4 separate regions of the Homo sapiens genome follow, and regions 1, 2 and 3 are each linked to region 4. Evidence: chromatin contacts called from ENCODE Hi-C or POLR2A ChIA-PET data. All regions are on one chromosome and are shown on one strand. Each heading gives the region's core, a stretch centred on a gene start or an enhancer-like site at or near the end of the contact. The rest is flanking DNA. Distances are from core to core; before and after follow the strand shown.

Region 1 (6,447 bases), core at 175-2,674, 2.6 Mb before region 4:
CCTGACCACTGCACCAGCAATGAGGATGCGTGGTCCACCTCCCCTGCCTGTGGTCGCAGCCACAGGCCACAAGTAAAAGTGATGTTTCAAACTGAGTTAAATAAAATACATTCTTTTTTTTTTTTTTTTTTTTTTTTTTGAGACAGAGTCTTGCTCTGTCACCCAGGCTGGAGTACAGTGGCATGATCTCAACTCACCACAACCTCTGCCTCCTGGTTCTCCTAAATCGCTGAAGCGATTCTCCTGCTTCAGTCTCCCGAGTAGCTGGGGTTACAGGCACAAGCTACCACGCCTGGCTAGTTTTTTGTATTTTTAGTAGAGTTGGGGTTTCACCATGTTGGCCAGGCTGGTCTCAAACTCCTGACCTCAAGTGATCCGCCCACCTCGGCTCCCCAAAGTGCTGGGATTACAGGCGAGAGCCACCACACCTGGCATAAAATACATTCTTTAAATTCATATTATCTGCTTCTTTTTACTTCTTTTAATGTGGCTCCTGGAAAATCTAAAATTTGATTTTAGATCTATGGCTCCCATTATAGCATTCCTATTGGGCAGTGCTGTTCTCCCTTCCCATGAGACCACTTCAGCTGTGAGATGTTTTTCTGGACTAATTTTTTTTTAAATTTTTATTTCTGAGATGGAGTCTCACTCTGTCGCCCAGACGCGAGTGCAGTGGCAGGATCTTGGCTCACTGCAACCTCCGCCTCCCAGGCTGAAGTGATTCTCCTGCTTCAGCCTCCCGAGTAGCTGGGATTACAGGCACGTGCCACCACACCCGGCTAATTTTTGTATTTTTAGTAGAGATAGGTTTCACCATGTTGGCCAGGCTGGTCTTGAACTCCTGACTTCAGGCGATCCACCCAGCTCAGCCTCCCAAAGTGCTGGGATTACAGGCGTGAGCCACCACACCTGGCCTGGACTAGTTACTTTACAGAATCCTAATCATAATCCCTCAATCATGACAATGAATTGGAACAATCTCAAAATGTCCCTCGCACACCTGCCAAAAAAAAAAAAAAAAAAAAGCAAAAACCACAACATATACACATCAACCAGAAGGACCCTTACAACGGAAAATGGCTCAGATCTCCACATAGCCGGAATAATAATTAAACAAGACAACCCTTAGGTTTCTAATTCCCTAACCTCCTACATTCAGCCCTGCCTCAGGTCAGGAAAGAGTTGGCAGGGCTTGCCCGATGTGGTGGCTCACGAGGCTGAGGCAGGAGGATCGCTTGGGCCCAGGAGTTCAAGACCAGCACTGGCAACACAGCAGGACCTCGTCTCTACAAAAGTTAAAGTTAGCCAGGCATGGGGGCACATGCCTGTAGTCCCAGCCTCTTGGAAGGCTTGAGCCTGGGAGGTCAAGACCAGCACGGGCTGGGTGCTGTGTGGCTCACACCTGTAATCCCAGCACTTTGGGAGGTTGAGGCCGTGAGCCGTGATTGTGCCACTGCACTCCAGCCTGGATGACAGAGTGAGATCCAAAAAAAGAAAAAAAAGAGTTGGCAGAGCTGGTCAGGGTCCTCCGGCAGTGTTCCTCCACACACATAACACAGAAATGACTTCAGGGGCTAACTTTTGTTAAGTTTCTGAAAAACATGAATTGGTGCATTTGTTTTCTATTGCTTTGCCAATCTGTTACTGCTAACACGGGGTGTAAAAATCCAGCTCCAATAGATACATCGAGTCGAGAAGTCAGGGGGTTTCCCTTAAGTTTCTGTTGAGTCCCCTGATTAGGATCACAGACTCTGAGAGTGGGAAGGGACTCGGAGGCCATCCGGTCCAATCCTTGAGGTTTCCTCAGCAGCACTTCCCCAGCCCTGCTTCCCTTGGCTTTGCTCACCATTGAGGAAGCTGCCCGTTTTATTCCCAGCTCCATGTGTTCTCATCTCCCACCCGCTGGCCCTAGATTCTACTTCCAAAACGACAGAGTTGGTCTAATTTCTCTTTCCTGAGCAAATCTTTTAATTAGGTAAAGACACCGATCCCTCTTCAAGTCTTTTCCAAATCAATTATCCTTTTTCTTTGTCTTGGTCTTCTCTAAAAAAAAAAAAAAAAAAAAGTGGGGATTGGCCTTTTTACCTCCCTGGCTGCTCTCTTTGGAACTGCTGTGTCAATGTCTCCCCGTATAGTAGGGTGGCCAGACCTGAAGAGTCTACATCCTACTCCAAGCACATGGGAGAGAAGTGAGGCTTTCACTTCCCTTACTCTGGACACTACAATTCTATTTAAACAGCTCTGTGCTTTCCCCACCAGACTTTCCTGAGCCCTAATTTCTTTTGATCACTATACTTCCCCTTCTGGCTCTGAGAAAATCACAGACTTAAAGAGAATTCTAAGCCTATGAAGCTTTGTATGCCAATATCTAAAACAAGCACCTGCAATGGTTTACACCCCTGGCTGTACATGAGAATCACTTGGAAGCTGTACAAATATCAATAGTTAGGTCTTGCCCCAAGGAGGGAAACAGGCCCTGGCTTAGTTATTTTTAGAAGCCCCAGATGATCGTAATGTGCATCCAGGGTTGAACCAGCAATCCAAAGAAACCAGGACTGTGATCTTCATACAGGTTCCAGTTACTTTTTCCTTTGAACTGCAAATATGAATTCTTATTTTGAATTGAACTAGCAGGACTAAATTGGTTCACTATAAACAACTTGAGATTATTCAAAAATCATTTGGAACTTGGACCAAAGGAGAGATGGAATTGATTTAGCAACAATTGAGACCTTATTGAAAGTCAACCTAAAAAGAACATCAGGCTTAGGAGACCTGGTTTATAATTGGTGCATTTGCTTACTAGCTGTGGGATTTGAGCACATCATGTAATCACATTGAAGTTTCTTCATCTATAAAATGGAGGTACTAGTCTAGAAATCTTTTTTTTTTTTTTTTTGAGACAGAGTCTCCGCTGGAGTGCGATGACGTGATCTTGGCTCACTGCAACCTCCGCCTCCTGGGTTCAAGCGATTCTACTGCCTCAGCCTTCTGAGAAGCTGGGATTACAGGCATGCGCCACCACGCCTGGCTAATTTTTGGTATTTTTAGTAGAGACGGGGTTTCACCATGTTGGCCAGGCTGGTCTCGAACTCCTGACCTTGTGATCCGCCCACTTCAGCCTCCCAAAGTGCTGGGATTACAGGTGTGAGCCACTGCGCTCAGCCTAGAAATCTTTAAGGTGCAATAAGGTTTTTTTGTTTGTTTGTTTGTTTTAACTTCTTGAAAAAAAATAGAGACAGTGTCTCACTATGTTGCCCAGGCTGGTCTCAAACTCCTGGCTTCAAGAGATCCTCCTGCCTCAGCCTTCCAAAGCGCTGGGATTACAGGCGTGAGCCACCATGCCTGGCCATGCTTTAGATTTTTGATTCAAGACCAGAAAAGAGCTTGCAAATAAAAAATTTGAAAGTTGTATCTTGCTCCCATTTCAAAAGGATGGGAGCTTCAACAGAGACAAAAATATTATGAAATCTTCAAATTGTCATTCAAATTTTATTTATAATACATATTCCTGATTTTAAATGCGTTGCGCTTAAAGGAGAATAAGGTTTACATTTTATTTATTTATTTATTTAGAGATGGAGTCTCGATCTGTCACCCAGGCTGGAGTGCAGTGGCACAATCTTGGCTCATTGCAACCTCCGCCCCTTGGGTTCAAGCGATTCTCCTGCCTCAGCCTCTCCAGTAGCTGGGATTGCAGGCATGCACCACCACGCCTGGCTAATTTTTTTAGTATTTTTAGTAGATACAGGTTTTCACCATGTTGGTCAGGCTGCTCTCAAACTCCTGACCTCAAGTGATCCACCTGCCTCCGCCTCCCAAAGTGCTGTGATTACAGGCTTGAGCCACTGTGCTCGGTCACGTTTTTATTTATATGGCCAGTGTTCCTTCGGTCTTTTGTCCTGTGAACAGAGCGGTTCACAAGAGTGGGTGATATAACACATCTCCATTTTACCATTTTACAGATGAAATTTTTTTTTTAATTTGACATTTAAAACCGTAAAGAAGTTTGTCCCATTTTTTCCACTCTTTTCAAAGCAACTTATTTAGTATTGACCATGCAGTGTTTATTCGTAAAAATAAAAGTTAAGAGACGTACATACCGGGAATCCTGTTGAGTGTCACCCAGAAATGTTCGTCGGGGCTGTAGGTGTCCTTGGACCAGGAGAGTAAGTCAAGTGCGAGCTGGTCTTGGAGGACGAAGTTAGCAAAGTCCCTTGTGAGAGCCACGTAGGCCGTGCCAAAGTAAATCACCATGTCATGAGGAGGAGGAGTTTTTAATTTTGTTGTTTTAATCACGTAGGAATTTTTGTGGTTTAACAGTTCTTGGTGGACGTATTTAGTCCGTCCAACAGCGTGGTCAGGAGGCAGCACTCCGGGGGTGATATTTTTCCCTTTAAATCCCTTCAGATACTGAACTATTTCCCTGTTGGTTTTCAGGGGAAAGTCTTGCCCGCAGGTGTTGATGACATACTTCCAGGGAACTTCAGAGGCCACAAGGTCTTCCAGGCAGTTCAGGTCAGCCTGGAGCCTGGAGATCCCCCCATAGACAACCGACTCCTTCTTGGAAGCCAGAAAAGCATTTGGGAAGCAGCTGAGTAACTGTTTCACTGCACCTTTAAAGGCATCCGTCGCCTTCTGATCCAGGTGCACACAGTAGACATTTTGGGGCATATAAATCGCCCTGAAGAGCCTCTCAAAAGTGCCGAAGTCTTTGTGGATGGTCACTGTGTAAGCTAAAGGGAACCCAGCCTCTTCTTCAGAGAGTGTTTCTGTTACATAGTGGCTTCGAACCATGTACTCATAGCAGGTAGCTTCATCAAGGGTAGTTTTCAATGCATTTTCTGTTGGGTAAAAAACTTTCCCCTCAAAAATCTGATGACAGGCTTCTGCTAACAGTGAAGCATTGGACAGAGCTGCCCTCAGAAAACGTTTATTCTCCCATAACTCAGTATTGTAAACAAATACAAAAATCAGGGCAGAGATAAGAGACGCGCTAAAAAGACAGTGCTTCCAAGAGCCCATCATTCACAACCAGGAAATGAGTAAAATATCTCTCTCTTGAGATAGGATCAGAGTGTAGATATATTTAACTTACATTTTCTCCAGGTTCCGAAATCATCCTCGTGATGGCTGAAGCTCTCGTCTGGCTGTTCCCTGTCCCTTCAGTTCACGGTTCTGGTCCTTTTTCTTTCTTCTTCCCCTCTTCACTTACCACTAGGTTGCATTTTCACTTTTCTGTGACACATTTCTGAAGTGGCTCCTTTGCATTTGGCTTGCCTGTTCTCCTGCTAACCTGCAACCTGTGTCTACACAAAAACAGATGTCCTCAGAGAGGTTCTGATTCCAGGGGGTCCACCTGTTCCCACCATGAAATTACAAGTGGGTGAGGTGACCATTCTGCAAGTCATCGGCTCTAAGACCTTAACCTCAGCCTCTTGTCCCGGCCAGAGTCTAGTAACTATGTCCCCTCCCCTGCTTCCTGTTAATCATTGTGTTCAACAGCCTGAGTTTATTTGCTTAAACTGCACTGCCAAGCTACGAGCTTCAGTTTAAAGCATGTGAATACTGCCTGGAGAGATATTCTATCAATAAATATGTAGTGCTTTAAAAAAATTGCTTAACCCTGTCTTTTTCCACAGCCACACCTCGCTCTCCCCATTGGCTGGGTATGCTATACGACATGGCATATGACTGGCTACTGGGCTAAATTCTTTCCAGGGCTTAATTTTGTCTGCTGCTGGGTAAAGTCCTTTAAAATGCCCATTAATTAGCAAGCTTACCTCACCACCTAACTTACTGCACAAAGTGACTGTGGCACTCGGATGAATAAAGGCTAACTTCTTTTTTTAAAACAACAAAACGACCAATAGCCCATCATCACCCAAAATTGCATACAGGCTAACATAGTGAATTTCAAGTTTATTTTGCCCTGGTCCGCATAGGATGCAGACAGAGAACCCTGATGCTTAGAGGAAGGAGAGAAGAGCATCTCAGTCTTGAATTTTAGGAGAGAGGCTCTTATGTCCAGATTTACAAATGCTTTAAAGGAGGCTTTTTTTTTAATCTGTAAAAAATGAGAATAATTTTACCACCAGAGGTCAATTGTGAGAATAAAATGAGATAACATATACAGAGTCCATCGCCGTGTCCAGGAACAGATTGGGGTGGTAAAGCAGCAGCAAAATGGTACTAAACAAGAAGTCCGTTCACACACACGCATGCATACACACGTATCTCTTACCCCACACTCATACTTCTAATAAATGACACAATTACCTCTCCTTTGAAATCTTCTTACTCTTCCCTTACTCCCTCCTCTGTGAGTCCATGCCAATCAGATTATACATCTAAAACGTCAGCGACGAGTTTTGTATGATGTGGTGGTTAGCTGCACCCGGTGTGAAAGCATGTTCCATTGGCGCCGAGCTCATGTATTCCTCATGT
Region 2 (6,279 bases), core at 3,497-5,996, 2.5 Mb before region 4:
AATTAAATGTTTCGAGACTATTGGGTAATACATTATTTGAGTTCTAATTTAGTTATCAATAAATGCAGTTTAAAATGATTTCTAAATAAGCATGGCATTAGCACATTTACTATTTACAATGCAAACCAGGCTATTGATAATTTGAAAATACTTTCTGGAATTAAACTTAAACCAGTACCTCTGCTTCAATTCTATATATTTATGGTTTCCTCACAACCCTCCTGAAATGGAATTAGAGCAAGCCAATAATTTTATTAAAGCTGTAAAGGCTTCTGTTAAAGCTGCTTTTCTTTGGAGAGGAAATGTATCTGGATGTGATTTTTACTAAAATGCTATTTCAAATTACTGCATCAAATATTGCAGCAGTATGTCCGTTGACAGTTTAATGATTACTACATTAGATTGTAAGGAAAATGGTCAGATGAACTTACCTCCTTGCTTGGTGAATTTAAAACATTATTTAAGTTCCGTAGGAAAATAGAAAATTTATTACATCTCTCATTTGGCCCAGTTAGTCACTGAAATTTGTTGGTTATGTTTAGCAGCCCTTGCATGGAAGGCAGGAAAGTGGGCACTTGATCCAGTATAAGGTTTAGTGAGCACTGTATGTCTGTATATGTGTGTTCATACTTACATGTTTTTAGAAACTGATACTTAACAGTGCATTTTTTTGGAAGTGAGAGGAGCACTAATTTATATAAGAGCAATTTAAACATGAACTGGGAGTTATGATTATTTTAGTTCCCTTTCCCAAAGCACTCTGAATCTTTTCCTTGCTTGTTCTTTGAAAATATTTGAATTGCAAAATAATGTTGCAAGCTTTTGGAACTACTGTGAATGAGAATTGCTCTACTTTGCAAAAATTTCAAGGTGAATTCTTAACACCTGTATACTCACTCTTTGTGGCAAAATTGGTCAGTAGGAGAAACTAACTAAAAGATTAAACAAAAACAAGGAAACCCAGTTGCTGTTTTTCCCTCTCCCTCCCCCATCTTTTAAGAAAAAAATTCTTTCAAAGGAATTTGGGTCAAGAAAAAGGTTGTTTTCAATTTTTTCCCATTGCTGCAACAGTTAACCTTTAGTAAGTATAACTGCTAAATATTTAAGAAAATCAAATCGATGGTGAAAATTATTTAATCATTAATATCTCAGTGGGGTTTTAAACTTAACAGTCTTCCCTGTATGGACAAGGTCTAGAAATAACACAAATAAAAGTATTATGCCACACTACATTTACTTTATGGGTTTAGGGTGCATGCATAAAGGGATCATATTTCCCCATATAGTTAAAACACAAGAACTGCAGCAGTAGTCATTTCTGAACATTTCTCAATTTAATTATACTTAAATCCAGAAGCACTTTAGGCAAGTTACAAATGAGAGCATTGAGTATAATAAAACCTGTAATAAAGCAACTTAGTACCATCCACCCGGAATCATTGCGATCAGGCACAATTAACAGGAGCATAAATCCAAGACAGAATGGAAAATGTTCGAATCAGTATTATTGTTGGACAAAGACTAGAGAAGGAAGCAATAGTTTTTTAAATGGTAATGCCTGTGTTTGGTAATGATTGCAAAATCTTCTATCTCAGCAGCCCTGGTGCTAATTTGTAAACACAGCCAGACATTATATTGCCTGTCAGTTTCTGCATTAGAAAACATGACTTCATTTTACTTTCTAATCACGTTTTGACTCTAGTGCGCACACGTATACCCATCCATCTGTAAAAAAAAAAAAAAAAAAGAAAAGAAAAAGAAAAACACCCCACACTAACAACAAACCTGCTGTTGGACAACAGGAAAGCAAGCTCAAAGGTTTTTTGGTTTTGGTCATTTTCATATTCCTATCATACCCAGGCTTAGGCAGTAGTCTTTCTAAAAATTTATGTGGAGTTTTCCATAAAGGTGTGTGTGTTTGCTCTTTATTATACTACCTAAACCTTTTCTTTTCCAACACTCTCCTGTTACTCCCGCCCCTGTCATTTCTATTGTGTTTCCCTGGCTTTCGCTGCCTGAACACTGGAATTGCTAAAGTCAGAAGCCGCTGAGGCGCCAATCTAAAGCTAGGTACATTTCTAAATGTTGAACTGACTGAGAATGATTAGGTGCTCCAACACTTGATTTAATTTCCAAAGAAAGTTTTATTCCCCATCTCCACCCCTTTTAAACATGGATTATTTGCTGGAGGAGGAGAAATTGGCCATGGGTGTGCAGTGAAACCTCTTGAGTTGCAAAGCCCCAAATTCCAATAAGCCAAGATGAGATGTTTATATATAAATGTCATTATACGGGAGGGGGAATTTTGATTCTACACCTTCCCCTCCTCCCATCTTGCAGGGAATATTCATTTCCTTTTGTTTTGATGATACACTTACATCCATGTGTATCCTTTTGTTGCAGCATGTAGAAGACCCGGGTATTAACATCCCAGATCAAACTGTAATTAAGAAAGGTAAGCCATTTCCTTCTGCATTCCAAGCATGTCCTTACAGGCAGAGTGCTATTTAAAAGAACTTGCAGAGATGTGTTTATTTTTTCCAAATAGGATTTCCTAAAGGCTCAGAATTAGCAAATAGATAGGCACAGAACAGCAATGCTTAAATAATCAGCCTTCAGTATGTTGGTAATGCCAACAGGCTAGCTTTGTTCTGACTCATGATTTGACCATTTAATTTAGTTTAATGATATTTGGACAAACACACAAAATGTACAGTAGTTGAACTGATTTGGAAGTGGCATTTCAATTTTGAAACAGTTTGATAGTTTAATCCATTGCCTGGATGAAGGTTAAGAAGTGTATAATGCTAAAATAGTACAAATAATTTAACATTAATGTAAGAACAGATGATAAGAAGCACTCTTTAGTAGAGGAAAAAAACATTCATGTTCTTCAATTTAGTTTCTTGTTAGCTGTTTAAGGGTCTTAGAACTTTGTGAATTAGGTTAACAAAATTTTAGCTTTTGGTTAAAATTAGTATCTTGAAGATGGGAGGAATATTAGCATACTTGTTCAGAGGAGAAATTGTTAGAAAAGTGTCAAGTGATTTGCATGGATTTGTAATCTGTATTGTGTTTAGTGAGTAGAAATAAAGTTTACTGAATTAAATGCTATTCACTCTTGGTAGCAGCTTTTTTTTTGGTTATGGTGGCAATGTTACATTTCAGGATTCTAGGCACCACCAGAGGACGATGCTATATAAAACTGTTCTCATTTCTAACCCCAATCAGTATATTGTTAGCTAGTTTAAAGTTTCATTTTTGCATCTGTGAAGTCTTTGTCACGTCAAATTAGATGTGCAAGGGATAAATCTTAAGAGATGCTCTTTCCAAGTCGACATGATAATTGGCTCTTTTATTAGTAATCTCTCAAGAGTTCGTTTAACTCCTATTGTCTCTATTAGCCTCCCCAGAGCTATTAATGTCACAAGTGATCTATCCAAAACCTAGAGCCCCCCACCTCCCTATACCTCTAGCATATCCCCATTAAAGAACGCATAAGGAACACTGTGATGAGATTGTGTGCATATGATGTCTCCAAATGGAATTTTAAAATACAATGCATACTGTACTTAAATGGTTGTGAATGCATCTGAATTACACTGGTGCTGAGAAACGTAATGCATTAGTATACTTTCTGCAGGTCTTCTATTTTTTTTTTTTCTAACAGTGGTGAGTCCAGCAATAAAGAGCTTATGGTTTTAACTAGGAAGTATATATACCCACTTTCCCAATAAAGGCGCTTTAGCAGAGGACTGTTAAGTATTTACTTAACAAAAGGGCACATTGCTAGTATTCCACTGTAGGCCTGTTCTTCCCTCCCCACTCCGCAGTTCAAAACTGGCCTTGGAATGGATCTCCAAAACTGAGACGTTTTCAAAATTGAACATAGGAAAGGGCCTATTTATCAAAAAGACGGGACGTGTGGTGTGGACAACAAAATCCACCACTTCCCAGCGTGGTGCCTCAATTAAAACGCTCGTTTACAGGGTGCTTTAGCCATCTAAATTGTCGGCTGATTTTAATAATGGGTCTTTGAAGCAGTTTTTCCCCGACACTAAAACCCCACCCAGCAAAACCCCTGAAGTACAAGTAACTTGCTCTCGGTTTGCAAATGTAATTCCCTCCCCTGCACCCTGAACCCGTGGTCCTGGACCTCATCTGGGGCCCACTCCGCTCGGATGCTCAGCGCCTCAGGGGTCACCAATTTCACCACCCATCTCTAGAGAGCACCCTTGACGGCGAAGGGGAAAGGGTCAAGGCAGAAACGCAGGCCAGGCTGGCTGGGGGAGGGCAGGGCCGCCTCCCGGCCGCCGGGTGAGGTAGGGAAGGGCTCGAGCCCGAGGAAGGGAAGTAGCAGAGCCACAGAATTTCAGAGCCGGACGGAAAAGCGGGGACTGTGGCCCAAAGCCTGGGATCCGGCCCTGGCCGGGATGAGGGCCGGGGTCGGGCAGGATTTGGGGGTGATCCACGACGCCCAACACGCGGCCTCCCCTCTGTCTCCGCAGGCCCCGTGTCCCTGTCCAAGTCCAACAGCAATGCCGTCTCCGCCATCCCTATTAACAAGGACAACCTCTTCGGCGGCGTGGTGAACCCCAACGAAGTCTTCTGTTCAGTTCCGGGTCGCCTCTCGCTCCTCAGCTCCACCTCGAAGTACAAGGTCACGGTGGCGGAAGTGCAGCGGCGGCTCTCACCACCCGAGTGTCTCAACGCGTCGCTGCTGGGCGGAGTGCTCCGGAGGTGAGGCCCGGCACGGCCCCGCCCGCCCCGCCCCGCGGCCGGGGGAACCACTGCGCTTGCGCCGGGGCGGTGGCGGCGACGCAAACAGGCCTCGCGCCGCGGCCCTCCCTACGCGGGAAAGGAAAGGGGGCGGGGAGAAGAGCGTAGAGCCAAGTGGGCGGGATCTGGGGGCGGGGGAGCGGGCGATGCGGCGCGCGCCTGCGCTCTCCGCTGCTTTCCCGCGAGCGAGTTCTGGTGCGCGCTTCGTTCGCTGCCGCGCGCTCGCGGAGTCCTCCGCTCCGCCCTCCTCCTCGCGCAAGCGCAGCTCGCTCCGCCGCGGGCTCAATCCCGGCCACTGCAGCCGCGGGGCGCCGTACAGCCACCTTTTCCCTCTTCGCGCACACCTTGCAAGCCCAGGAAAAGTTCCTCTCAGGCTCCTCGCTTTGCCTTACCTCTCTGAGTAGGGTCTCCGAGGGTAACCGGTCGTGCCTTGTATAGGGTTTTAATAGAATGGCTTTTAACTAAAGGAAGAGAATGGTTGTCCTCTTGAGTCCGCACGCCATGCTTTCCGGTCGCTGTCATCTCCAGACCCCCATACTATAGGCGTTTGCATATGATGATGATTCCCAATTTACTGAGGCCCTGATGTGTGCCAGGCTGCGTGCGAGCATGTTTACGTGCATTGTGTGTAGTCACTACCAAGGAATGCATCTGTTACATACATAGCCAGGGATTCTTACCTCACCCCTGCGAGGTTTGAGTGATTCATTTAGTAGATAAGATTTTATAAGGGTCAGCAAGGTAAAGCACCTTCCCTTAGGGCAGTTTTCTCCCTGCTGTGGGCTTCCTACCCCTAGGATTCCACTGCACGTTGTGAGTTGTGGGGCTTGTGTTGAACTTACCCGGATAATGTTTCTTCTCTTCTTTAATAATACTGAGAACTTCATTGTTTTGACTGTTATTCATTTACTTATGTGTTGATAGACCCACAGTTCCTTTCTAGTGGCTATATCCCGCACAAAGCCTATAAAGATCATTTTTTGGAAGGGTTTAACATCAACCATTCTAGTCTTTTCTTCCTCCTGCACAGTCATTTTGCTTTCCCTTTGTAGTCTTTCACTGACACAGATCTTTTCCTTGCCCTCTGCTTTTTCCTTCCCTTCCCCCATCCCCAATATTGGAGACTGTTTACCTAGGGGAGTATAATCTAATCCACACAATTAAAGAGCACTTGAGTAGGGAATAAAATCTGAAATTAATTAATTTGCTGTTTTATTTAAACAATTTATCTTAACCACTTTCTGATTATGGGATTCTATTTAGACATCTGTTTAGAACTGCCTCCATTGTCTCTGAAATCAGTGAAACTTTTAGGGCTGATATCAGCTTTTGACATTTCCAGTTAGGCTGGTGACATGGCACGTAAACAGTTGGCGAAACGAATTTCCCTTTGGGGCTAGAGCCAGAGCAAGAAACGTGAGAGTGATGATAACTTTGGTTACTCGGAACAACCTAACAGCATATCTTGCAAAGACAGTTTTAAAGACCCCATTGGGATTG
Region 3 (5,997 bases), core at 3,359-5,858, 3.0 Mb before region 4:
CACACACACACACACACACACACACACACACACACACACACACACAGAGAGAGATTATAAAAGAAACTTGATCTTTACCCAGAAAGCATCATCCTGGGCCTTCCCAGTCCTGTCTTCCTTAATAGGCTGCAAAGCATCTTTGTTTTTCTGTGTGGAATAAAAACATGTTTTTAAACAATTTTTATTTCAAAGAAATGCATTTCAAGTTTTAAACACAAAGCAAAAAAAAAAAAAAAAAAAATTAAAGGTTTGTATTGTTTTCCTGAACAGAAATTTTTGTTTGCTCATATTATAGGTCTAAGTAAAATAGTACTTAGAAAAAAGAGAAAAACTTTATCCAACCTTCTTTAGCATGGTCTAAGACAAATACAGTACAAACTATCAGAAGAAGCAAAGCAAACATCATTTGAATAAATAATCACACAAAATAAACAAACTCTATAATGATGATTATAAAGTAGAAGTAAAAAGGCTTTGAACTAATAAACCATTTTCAGAATGAGAGCTTGTAAAATAAAGTTAAATAAAAGTGTCTTTAAGGCATCATAGTACCTGACTTCAAAATATACTACAAAGTTATAGGAACAAAACAGCATGGTACTGGCATAAAAACAGACACATATGTAGACCAATGGAACAGAATAGATAAACCCAAAATAAATCTACTTTTTTATAGCCAACTGATTTTTGACAAAGGTGTCAAGAACATTCATGGGGAAAAGACAGTCTCTTCAATAACTGGTGCTGGGAAAACTGGATATTTATATGTGGAAGAATGAAACCAGATCCCATGTCTCACCATATACAAAAATCAACTCAAAATAAACTAAAAGCTTACACTTAAGATCCCAAACTACTAGAATAAAATATAGGGGAAACACTTTAGGACATTGGTCTGGGCAAAGATTTTATGGAGAAAACCTCAAAATCACAGGCAATGAAAGCAAAAATAGACAAATGAAATTATACAGACCAAAAAGCTTCTTACAGAAAGGGAAATAATAGAGTGAAGAGACAACCAGCAGAATGGGAGAATATATTTGCAAACTATGCATCCAACAAGCCATTAATATCTAGAATATACAGGGAACTCAAACACCTCAACAGCAAAATAACCAATCCAATTAAAAATGGGTAAATAAGCTAAATAGACATCTCTCCAAAGAAGACATACAAATGACCAACAGGTATATGAAAAAATACTCAACATCACTAATCATTGGAAAATGCAAATCAAAACCAAAATGAGATATTATCTTACCCCAGTTAGAATGGCCATTATCAAGACAAAAAACAACAAATGCTGGCAAGGATATGGAAAAAGAGGAACTCTTGTACACTGTTGGTAGGAATGTAAATTAGTATAGACAATATGGAAAACAGTATGGAGGTTCCTCAAAAAACTATCATAAATCCAGCAATTCCACTCCTGGAGATATATCCAAAAGAAAAGAAATCAGTATGTCAAAGGCATATCTGCACTCCCATGTTTACTGCAGCGCTATTCATAATAGCCAAGATATGGAATCAACTTAAGTGTCCATCAGTGGATGAATGGATAAAGAAAATGTGGTATATTCACACAGTGGAATACTTTTCAGCCAGAAAAAAGAACAAAATCCTGTCATTCATGGTAACATGCATGAGCCTGAAGGACATTATGCTAAATGAAATAAGCGGGGCACAGACAGACACACTGCATGTTCTTGATCACATGTAGAGGCTAAAAAAGCTGATCTCGGCCGGGTGCGGTGGCTCATGCCTGTAATCCCAGCACTTTGGGTGGCCGAGGTGGGTGGATCACCTGAGGTCAGGAGTTGGAGACCAGCCTGGCCAACATGACAAAACCCTGTCTCTACTAAAAATAGAAAATTATCCGGGCAGGGTGGCGCATGCCTGTAATCCCAGCTACGGGGGAGGCTGAAGCAAGAGAATCGCTTGAACCCGGGACGCGGAGGTTGCAATGAGCTAAGGTTGCACTATTGCACTCCAGCTGGGGAAGCAAGAGTGAAACTCCATCTCAAAAAAAAAAAAAAAAAAAAAGGCTGATCTCATAGAAGTAGAGAGAATAGTGGTCACTAGAAAAGAGGAAGTGAGATAGGCAGAGGTTAGTTAATGAACACAAAATTACAGCTAGCTGGAAGGAGTAAGTTCTAGAGTAAGATAGTACTGCAAGGTGACTATAATGTACAACTTATTGTATATTTTCAAATAGCTATACGAGTAGATTTTGAACATTCCCAACACAAAGAAATAAATATTTGAGGTGATGGATATGCATAATTACCCTGATTTGATCATTACACACTGTATACACATATGGAAATATCACACTACACCCAATTAACATGTGCAATTACTATGTGTCAATTAATATATGTGTCAATTAAAAATAAATGATAAAGGCAAAGAAAAAGAACCATTGTGTTAGTGGATAATTGAGTAGAGGCAAAAGTGAGATAGGAGGAACAGCTAAAGCTACAATTAAAATTGGGTGTTAGGCCAGGCGCAGTGGCTCACGCCTGTAATCCCAGCACTTTGGGAGGCCAAGGCGGGCATATCATGAGGTCAGGAGTTCGAGACCAGCCTGTCCAATATGGTGAAACCCGTCTCTACTAAAAAATACAAAAATTAGCTGGGCGCAGTGGCACGTGACTGTAGACCCAGCTACTCGTGAGGCTGAGGAAGGAGAATCACTCGAACCCAGGAGGTGGAGGTTGCAGTGAGCCGAGATCCAGCCACTGCGCTCCAGCCTGGGTGACAGAGTGAGACTCCGTATCAAAAAAAAAAGGGTGTTAATTCATAGCATAAACTGACATCAAATAAACACTATGCTACGTATCTATAATTTCTAAGTTTTGTCAACAAATTCTGAATTAGTGGGAAATACTTCCCATCCCAAAGAAAATATTCCCGGGAGCCTTTATGTTAAGCTTCTTTACCTCTTTTCTCTATAGACACGGCCCTATCTCTCCTTCAGTTCAATTCGTATGCAGAGATGCTCTGCTTATTTTTATTTCTACCTCCTTTCAACCTTCTCTGGCCTTGGTGGTCAGTACTTTGCAAATTCCAAAGAAATGCTTCCTGTTTCTGGAATTTCTGGAGCCACTCTAGTACACAGAAAGGTATCCCCCTTCTGTGAAGATCATGTGGCAGCTTTTGTGGGTAGGAACCTGACAGGAAAATCAGAAAGTGGGATGGTTTAGGCAGAAAAGATCGTTAGATTCTCTGAGATTCAGTCTCCTCATTTAAAAAACATGATGATAGCCGGGCGCTGTGGCTCACGCCTGTAATCCCAGCACTTTGGGAGGCCGAAGCGGGCAGATCATGAGGTCAAGAGACAGAGACCATCCTGGCCAACATGGTGAAACCCCGTCTCTACTAGAAATACAAAAATTACCCTGGCGTGGTGGCGCGCGCCTGTAGTCTCAGCTACTCGGGAGGCTGAGGTAGGAGAATCGCTTGAACCCGGGAGGCAGAGGTTGCAGTGAGCCAAGATCACGCCACTGCACTCCAGCCTGGGCGACAGAATGAGACTCCGTCTCAAAAAAAAAAAAAAAAAAAAAAAAAAAAAAAAAAAAAAAAAAAAAAAAGATGGTAACACCTATATGGAAGGATTGGAGTGAGGACTGACTGACAGAATGTCTGTAATGTTCTTAGCATAGTGCCTGGGCACATAAAAATGGCTCAGTGAATGGCAGCTTTCAATGTAACAGGGATGGAGAGGGTGAGGAGGTTATGCTTAAGTGCTCTGAATTTAAGCGTAGCTTGATGTTAGAAAGGTTTCTGTCCCAAATCTGTTTCCCCATGGCTGGGAAGATGGCGCCAGATGACAGATGGATTTTATGGAGAACAAGAGTGAGTTCCTGGATCTAGGCAAGCAGTTACCCCTGGCTATCAGAATCACCTGGCGTCCTCACTAACAAACTAACAAACTACCGGCCCACCGTAGACCAATTACATCAGAATTTCTACCACCAGGAACCCAGGCAGAAGAATGTTAGAAACACGCCCCAGGTGGTTTTTGTTTGTTGTTTTTGGCGTCCCTGGGTGGGCTCAAACTTCATGTGTTTTTTTTTATTATTTATTGATAAGTAATAATTGTAGCTTTATCTTAGGGGCTGTCCTTTGTCGTTCGGTTAAATGAAGTCCCAGCACTTGGGGTTGCTTAACACTTCTGCACTTTCTACGCAGCAAGGTGGAAAGAGGGCTGGAAAACCGGCTAGGAAAATACGCAAAGCAACTAGAAAAGAACTATCTCATTGCTTTCCGAACACGAATTCTCCGGTTCCCCTTTCCCTGAGCGCTATTTAGCTAGGGATCCGAGGTTTCTATTCTGCCTGGTCTCCCCGCAGGCTGCCAATACACTCCGAGCAAACCCAAGGAGGTGGCGGGGGACTATGCCCAGCACCCGGTCTCTGAGCGAACACCTCAAGGCGGCAGAACCTGAGCCCCAGGGACCCCGCGCCCTCGCGCGCCCTAGCACTGTGGACAGAAGGTCCGGGCCCTTCGGGGGTCACTCACCGCTTGCATAACGAGGCTTCTTCGTTCCTGAAGCGACGCGCCGCTCAGCTTTGTTGCGCTCGGTCGGCCCTCTCCTGCTTCCCCGCCCAAGAGCCCCGCCCGCTGGGGGCGCTGCCGAAAGAGCCCTGGTGGCGGACCGCTCTTCGAGTCGAGTCTTCTTCCGCAACTGTAATTGACGAATCCGCCCCCTGAAGTTTACTAGAGCTCTGTGTTTTGAGACTCAAGAAGCGCGTGCAAGTAACTAGCGCACACAGGCCAAACCACCTGGGCGCACGCACTCACCCTTTAAGAGAAAGCCAGCACTCAAAGGATGTGAACTACGTCATTTAAACGTTCCTTATTTGCGAAATTCCAAACAGATAGGCGTTCGCTTTGTGGTAGCTGTTCCAAGTTTTTGCCCCGCCTTAAAAAGCCAGAGGGGCGGCCAGGCGCGGTGGCTCACGCCTGTAATCCCAGCACTTTGGGTGGCCGAGGCTGGTGGATCACTTGAGGTCAGGAGTTCAAGACCAGTCTGGTCAACATGGTGAAACCTTGTCTCTACTAAAAATACAAAAAATTAGCCGGGCGCGGTGCACGTGCCTGTAATCCTAGCTGTTGGGGAGGCTGAGGCAGGAGAATCACTTGAACCCGGGAGGCGGAGGTTGCAGTGAGCGGAGATCTCGCCACTGCACTCCAGCCTGGGGGACAGAGTGAGACTCCGTCTCAAAAAAAAAACAGCCAGAGGAGCAGTTTTTGGTCCATTGATGTGTGCAGACAGAAGCCGAACCCTTTCCTATGGTAACCAGACTTGTACCCGATATTATTAATACATTCCTGATTTCACACACACACAAAGTGTGTTTGGTGGTTGTTTTTTAAGTACCGTGGTGGGGAGGAAGGGGAATTTTTTTTTTTAATCAAAGCAAATAGTTTTGTTTTTGTTTTTGTTTTTTTGTTTCTTTGTTTGCCTATTTCCTTTAACCTGACAAGTATGCGTACCAATGGCTAGGCTGATTCGGATAGGTGGCCAGTTGTGTGAACACGGTGGCAAAATTAAATTGGACTAGAGTTTTCCACAAAAAACAAAAAAAAGACCCCTCCAATCCAAACATCCTTTGTGTAAAAATCAACTTGTATTATAACTAGACCTGTGAGTATTTCAAGTCATAATATGTACGGAAGATATTTGTCTACACCAAAGCAAAACATAACAAAACCAGAACCCCTGTTAGCCCAGGACTTGCACACATTTCTAGTCCGTTCAAAACAATGTTTATGTCAAAGCCTGTCATATCAATTTCCTGGAAAGTATAATGTAAACATTCTTACATTAATTTACCTATTTTAATCTAAACCAAGGAAATTCAAACGCAAGTTTTTTTCCTTTTCAATGAATGGACTTTTGTAATATTAAACTAGTAATCAAGACAGGAACAGCTGTGAGTATAAGCTATTGTGAGTCAATACAAATATAATACCAGGGCAAGAAAGAAA
Region 4 (5,543 bases), core at 462-2,961:
TGGGGAACCAGGAAGGCATCAGCTTTACTTCCTGGCTCTGAGGGACTCCAGGTGTGAAAGAATGAGCAGCCAACACTTGAGAGAGCTCCTAGAACTGTGTTTCAGTTAAAAACGAAAGACACTGATGCTGTAAGAGTGTATGGCGATGCTTGTGGGAATTTCCCAACAGCACCGTGGAAGGGTTTGGGAGGTTTGAGGTGTTGGAGAACACAGGGATTAGAGTTTGGCAATAACAGTTATTGGAGAGAATCCCTGGATTTCTAGTGTTGAGTGAGTTTCACAGGGACACAAAGCATGATGCAACCACATCACGGAAGGCCTTGAATGGCTGCCCCAGGCATGACTATTTCACCCCATCGGCCAAGGCCATGGGGACAGTGGTGGCGTTTTGGTCCAAGTTTAAGCAGCAAACTGTCTTGGTCAAAGGCAGGCTTTAGGAAAATTAATTTTCCAGCCATGTGAATGAAAGAGACTCTTAGAAAGCTACTGCAATAGGCCAGGCTTAGTCTCCGTTCAGGGTATGAACACTGAGAATGCTGGAAGGAAATCATGGTTACAGGAAATGCGGTTGAATTTTGAGACACACGGGAAAAGAGCGAGCAATACAAGATGCCTCCCATGTTTCAAGCTTAAGTGGCTGGAAGAACAGACTTTGGAGGGAGATTGATGGTTTTGGTGTTTGGCAACCCATGGTTAAAGGTTCATAAGTGGCTGGGCCTAAGGCGGGAGCAGAATAATGACAGGTGAGACAGTGGGCGCGTCCCCTGTTGCCAAGCCAGGAGTTAACTACCTGGGGCTTCCTGGATTGAGGATAATCAAAGAGCAGGCAGGATCCCGGAGAGCAACCCGGTGATTCTAATTTAGCTTCAGATCCCCGGGGTAGGGCTGGAGCTTTCGATTACCATCTGCTGTAAGGTGTGTGTGCAGGTGCGAGTTATGAGTCGCTGGGCAGGGATGCCTTCGGGCCATTCCACAGGCTGAGTTCAGCCATAGCAGGCGTGCTGTCATTCATTTTAGTAACCGGCATAAATGAGGGCACAGTAGGACCCCAGTCAGTCCTGCTAGGTGCCTTCTTGTCTAGAAGAGGCCGCTTTGACTTTCTTTCCTCTTCATCCCTGAGTTGAGGCCGGGCAGGGGTAACCAGCAAGGGGTTCACTTGGGAAGCGGGTTTCATCACCCCTCTGAGCCCAGGTCGAGAATCACAGTTGAGCTCTGGCCAAGAATCTAACTAATTCAGGTGCAAACCCCACCGTCTTTTGCCCGATTTCCTATATTCTGCTGACAGCAGCTCTCTCCTTCCTTTGGCCTGAAATCGCGGGGTGCTTGTGTGAGCTGAGATTAGCCGAGGCTGACCTGCCCCTCCGTGGCTTCCCGCTGGCCTCATCGTTACTTCGTGTGTTCACCGCCGCTCTGAGCAGAGCGGGCCCCTGGGGAAAGGGGTGCGGGCCTGGGTTGCGGAGGCGCAGGAGCCTCGCGGGATTGGGGCGAGCCGTCCCATGGCGGGAAGGCAGGAGGCCGGACTCGGAAGGCTCTCCCAGACTCGGTCCCTCGCTCCAGCCCTTCCCTGCCGGTGCGCGGAGCCGGGGCTCGGGCGGGTAGCGGTCGCGCGCCGGCGCGGGCGGGCGGGGAGAGGAAGGGGCGCGGCCTCTCCGGGGCGGGGCGCGGGGCGGGCGCTGCGAGGGGACCGGAGGCCGCGGCGAGAGCGCGCCCAGCCCCGCCGCGATGCCCGCGCGCCCAGGACGCCTCCTCCCGCTGCTGGCCCGGCCGGCGGCCCTGACTGCGCTGCTGCTGCTGCTGCTGGGCCATGGCGGCGGCGGGCGCTGGGGCGCCCGGGCCCAGGAGGCGGCGGCGGCGGCGGCGGACGGGCCCCCCGCGGCAGACGGCGAGGACGGACAGGACCCGCACAGCAAGCACCTGTACACGGCCGACATGTTCACGCACGGGATCCAGAGCGCCGCGCACTTCGTCATGTTCTTCGCGCCCTGGTAACGCCGCGCAGGCCGGCGCCCTGCCCCGCACTTGGCGCTTCGCGGGGCGTGGGGCGCTTGGGCGCCGCGGGCGGGGGGTCCCGGGGCCACGTGGACGCCGACGGCTCTGGTCTGCGGCGTGCGTGCTACGGGCGCGGGGCTCGGGGCTCAGGGGTGCGGGGTGTAATACTGGGGGCGCGGGGCCGGGAGCGCGGGGACCCTGCGGGTTCGGGGCTCCGGCTGGCGGGGAGCGGGGGGCGCGGGCGCCGCGGCTCGGGGCCGGGAGCCGGGGACTGCAGGGGACCGAGGGCTTGGGGCTCCGGGTCGGGAGGCGTGAGCTCAGCGGGCCGGGCACTGGCGGCTGACGTGGCGCTCGGCGGCCGGGGCGGTGCGGGAGGAGGGGGCGGACCCCTAGGGGACAGCCGGGAAAAGCCCGCCCTGCGCCGCGCTCCTGAATTCAACCGCCTCTTGCACCTCGGCACCGAGGGAGGGGAAGGTGGGGTCGTCGCCCTTTCGGGCAGCCGGGAGTCCAAATGTCACCCCGCGGTCCCTGCCCAGCGCCCCAAACTTCCTGTGCCGGCCGGACGCGCGGCCTGCCCGTGGGCCACGTGCACTCACCAGAGCGGCCTTGCTGCTGCCGCGGCCACCGGGGTCGGCTGGGACAGACTGCGGGCACGTCCCCTTCCAGAGGCTTTAACTGAAAAATAGAACCCAGGAAGGTGTGGTTTCCCACTTTGTGCGTCTTTTGTGGGATAGGAAGGAGTGGTCCGGGCAGAGGAGGGTTGCTGAGCTACCCCGGGAAGACCAAGGTAGTGCGAATTCTGGAACCCCTCCGCCCCCCTGCAGCTCAGGGTGGATGTAATCTCTGAACGGAGCCCACTGGTCCTCAACTCCAGGCTGTCCTGTCACCTCCCTGCTGCTCTCTCGGGTCCAGGTCACTTGTTATGTGTGAGATCGGAAAAGCCCCTCCGTTGAGCAGATGGTCCCTCTTGCTTTGGTTCTCTGGGCGAGGCTTTGGTGTGGGCCTCGCTGCTGACCTGAGAGACCCTACCCTGGCACTCATCCCACGGAAGAGCTTCCTGTCATTCACACAAGCATGTGCACAGCTTTCCTGCCAGTGCCGGGATGCCCCGAGGAAGGGAAGTGACCACAGGCCAGAGCAGAAAGCCATAATTTTAGGACACAAGACCTTTGAGAGGTTGGAATAGCCTGCAGGTTCTTGTTGCAGAACTTGGTATTCTTCCCCAGAGCTCAGTAGAGGCTCACTTGGGAAAGGGATGTAGGGAGGCATAGAGAAAAGGTACCCTAAGAAAAATGGCCAGTTCAGAAATTGTACCTTTCAAACTGGGAGAAACGTTTTTCTCTTAACCTTGTATTCAGGCTATTACTGCGTTTCAGTTCATTTGGAGTTAAATCAACTTTTAGGGCCACTGTGGGTTTATTAACAATGTGTATATGAAGTACATTATGTTTCACATTCCTAAGAACCAACTGACTCGAATTTTTACAACTCCAATGGTTTAGAAATTACTTTGTAACATAAAACAATCAGGCAGTATTAACAGTTTCTCTTTGTTCGGGAGTATTCTCAGCAACTATTTCAATTAAGTGTACTACTTAATTGGAGCCTATTTCAGTGGAATACATCTGTCGATGGGTTTTCTTTTTTCTTTCTTCATTATTTATTTATTTTAGAGATGGGATCTTGCTCTGTTACCCAGCCTGAAACCAGTGGTACGCAGCCGCAGCTCACTGTAGCCTCTAACTCCTGGGCTCAAGTGATTCTCCTGCCTCAGCCTCTGAAGTAGCTGTGACTACAGGCGCAGGTCATCACACCCAGCTTATTTTGTTGTTGTTGTTTTTGTTGTAGTTGGTAGAAACAGGGTCTCGCTATGTTGCCGGGGCTGGTCTCAAACTCCTGGCCTCAATCAGTACTTCTGCCCTGGCCTCCCAAAGTACTGAGATTACAGGCATGAGCCATCGCATCCCATTCTTTACTTTTTTTTTTTTTTTAAAGAAAAACTGACATGCAGATGTAATAAGTCCCCACAGTGCCAAAGGAATTTTAAGTTTAGAATCTTTGCAATAAATACCAGCTAGTCCTGGGCTGAGTGAGAGAAAACTGGCACATCTGGGCACTTGGTATTAAGTAAATTCCTTTTCCATTATATGTGGCTTGTAGACATTTAGCTGGATGCTTCCAGAATAATTAGCTTTATGTTGTTACTTTTTTTTTTTTTTTTTTTTTTTGAGATGGAGTCTTGCTCTGTTGCCAGGCTGGAGTGCAGTAGCGCAATCTTGATTTACTGCAACCTCCACCTCCTGGGTTTAAGCGATTCTCCTGCCTCAGCCTCCTGAGAAGCTGGGACTACAGGTGCGTGCCACCACGCCCAGCTAATTTTTGTATTTTTAGTAGAGATGGGGTTTCACCATGTTGGCCAGGATTGTCTCGATCTCTTGACCTCGTGTTCTGCCCGCCTCTTCCTCCCAAAGTGCTGGGATTACAGGCGTAAGCCACCGCACCTGGCATATTTGTTGACTTCTTGATAGTCTACTACAAATACTTAAACAGAGATATGTGGGTTTCTATGATGGTGTTTAAGTTGGACTTTTAAGAGGGCCCTTTCAGAAAACTGCAGATACTGCAGTAGGGCTCACGAATAGGCTGCCAGGAAAGGAGGCTGAGTGGGCGGCGAGTCAAATGGGAGGTCAGCAGGGGCAAGATCAAGTAGGACCAACAATACCTGGCACAACACTTTGGTAAGTTGTAAGGCTGAGAGCAAGGTGGTGACTCTGGAGGGGTCTATGCAGGAGAGGGAAGGAGGTCCTGGAGTGGTGAGCTGAGCGTTTGGAGCTCAGATAGAAGACTCAGTGGACTCCCCCTCAACACACACATACCTTTTTCCAGTTTCAGCTGCCGTGGAGTGGTGAAAGCCCACGTGTGATTAAGGGGCTGGGGCCCCTGTAACAAAAACATCAATCTGTGTATTTTTGCCCTGCACTTGGCTTCTGCAGGGTTATCCTGCTGCTGTAGATTTTTTGCCAACATCAGGTCACAACTTCTGTATGGCCAGTTTGTGAGTCACCCTGAACCTGGTGACAGTGAGGTCAAGATTTGGACCAGGTAGCTTTGCTCTACTTCTTGGCCACAGGCTACCTTCTGAGTGCAGCTGCCTGTCTCAGAGTTGGGTGCTGTAGCCGCAGGGCCGACTAGATAGCACCTGTGGCCCCATCACAGCCAGGAGCAAGGGCACGCCCAACTTGGTGATGGCCCAGAATGGTCAGTTTTGATTTAGCGCACCACAAACTTATTTATTGTTTATTCTCATTCTTAATCTAATCTTGTGTTTTCTCAAAAAAAAAAAAGGGAAAAAAAAAGCAGTAGCAAAACAAAACCTTGTCAAGATTGCAGAGGAGTTCTAAAGTTCCAGAATGAGCATATCTGATCAAAGTCCCCTGAAGGTCAGAACTGCCCTTGACAGTCCCTTAGGAAGGTGCCTTGTTGGACACCGCCCCAGTCAGTCAGTCAGTCCCCACTGCCAGCGTTTCCTCCAGCATTAGAACTATCATGGCTTC

Evidence for each region. Hi-C counts contacts between places; a loop is a spot of excess contacts on that map. ChIA-PET counts read pairs that join two places held with the same protein, here RNA polymerase II (POLR2A). Pooled maps may share reads with other maps.
Region 1: a map of OCI-LY7 shows a loop between it and region 4 (13-fold over the local background). The contact joins the enhancer-like site here to the promoter of TXNDC5 in region 4. A Hi-C loop is called at or near these places in 1 of 168 maps with a recorded cell type or tissue (OCI-LY7), 1 of 37 single-sample maps with no recorded cell type and 7 of 50 pooled maps. POLR2A ChIA-PET finds 5 or more read pairs at or near these places in 1 of 52 experiments (activated B cell).
Region 2: a map of CD8-positive, alpha-beta T cell shows a loop between it and region 4 (4-fold over the local background). The contact joins the promoter of TFAP2A-AS2 here to the promoter of TXNDC5 in region 4. A Hi-C loop is called at or near these places in 2 of 168 maps with a recorded cell type or tissue (CD4-positive, alpha-beta T cell and CD8-positive, alpha-beta T cell) and 12 of 50 pooled maps. POLR2A ChIA-PET finds 5 or more read pairs at or near these places in 1 of 52 experiments (activated CD4-positive, alpha-beta T cell).
Region 3: a loop to region 4 is called in a map of K562, with 3 times the contacts of the local background. The contact joins the promoter of SYCP2L here to the promoter of TXNDC5 in region 4. A Hi-C loop is called at or near these places in 1 of 168 maps with a recorded cell type or tissue (K562). POLR2A ChIA-PET finds 5 or more read pairs at or near these places in 1 of 52 experiments (naive thymus-derived CD4-positive, alpha-beta T cell).

Annotation. Positions count from the first base shown.
Region 1 is chr6:10,527,493-10,533,939 of GRCh38, reverse strand. GCNT2 (glucosaminyl (N-acetyl) transferase 2 (I blood group)) reads right to left here. Exons shown (of 5, transcript NM_145649.5): 2 at 6,280-6,447; 3 at 4,104-5,309. The coding sequence starts at 5,028. Among named protein-coding and RNA genes, the nearest start is that of GCNT2, 9.4 kb to the right of the region's middle. Within about 2 kb of position 1,424, at least 6 of the 41 ENCODE cell types and tissues checked have a DNase peak (open chromatin) inside an H3K27ac peak, as active enhancers do; they include OCI-LY7, where a contact is called at or near this core.
Region 2 is chr6:10,402,969-10,409,247 of GRCh38, reverse strand. TFAP2A-AS2 (TFAP2A antisense RNA 2) reads right to left here and starts at 4,746. Exons shown (of 1, transcript NR_145448.1): 1 at 1,321-4,746. TFAP2A (transcription factor AP-2 alpha) reads left to right here. Exons shown (of 7, transcript NM_001372066.1): 3 at 2,404-2,455; 4 at 4,509-4,740. RefSeq lists enhancers at 4,465-4,574, 4,385-5,002, 4,798-5,092, 5,005-6,204 and a silencer at 4,705-5,084.
Region 3 is chr6:10,885,663-10,891,659 of GRCh38, reverse strand. It overlaps SYCP2L (synaptonemal complex protein 2 like), which reads right to left and starts at 4,608. Exons shown (of 30, transcript NM_001040274.3): 1 at 4,525-4,608; 2 at 79-147. The coding sequence starts at 4,533. RefSeq lists an enhancer at 4,673-5,441.
Region 4 is chr6:7,906,956-7,912,498 of GRCh38, reverse strand. TXNDC5 (thioredoxin domain containing 5) reads left to right here and starts at 1,711. Exons shown (of 10, transcript NM_030810.5): 1 at 1,711-1,985. The coding sequence starts at 1,723. All of the region lies in intron 4 of BLOC1S5-TXNDC5 (BLOC1S5-TXNDC5 readthrough (NMD candidate)), which reads left to right. RefSeq lists silencers at 1,427-1,856, 2,227-2,346, 2,547-2,636.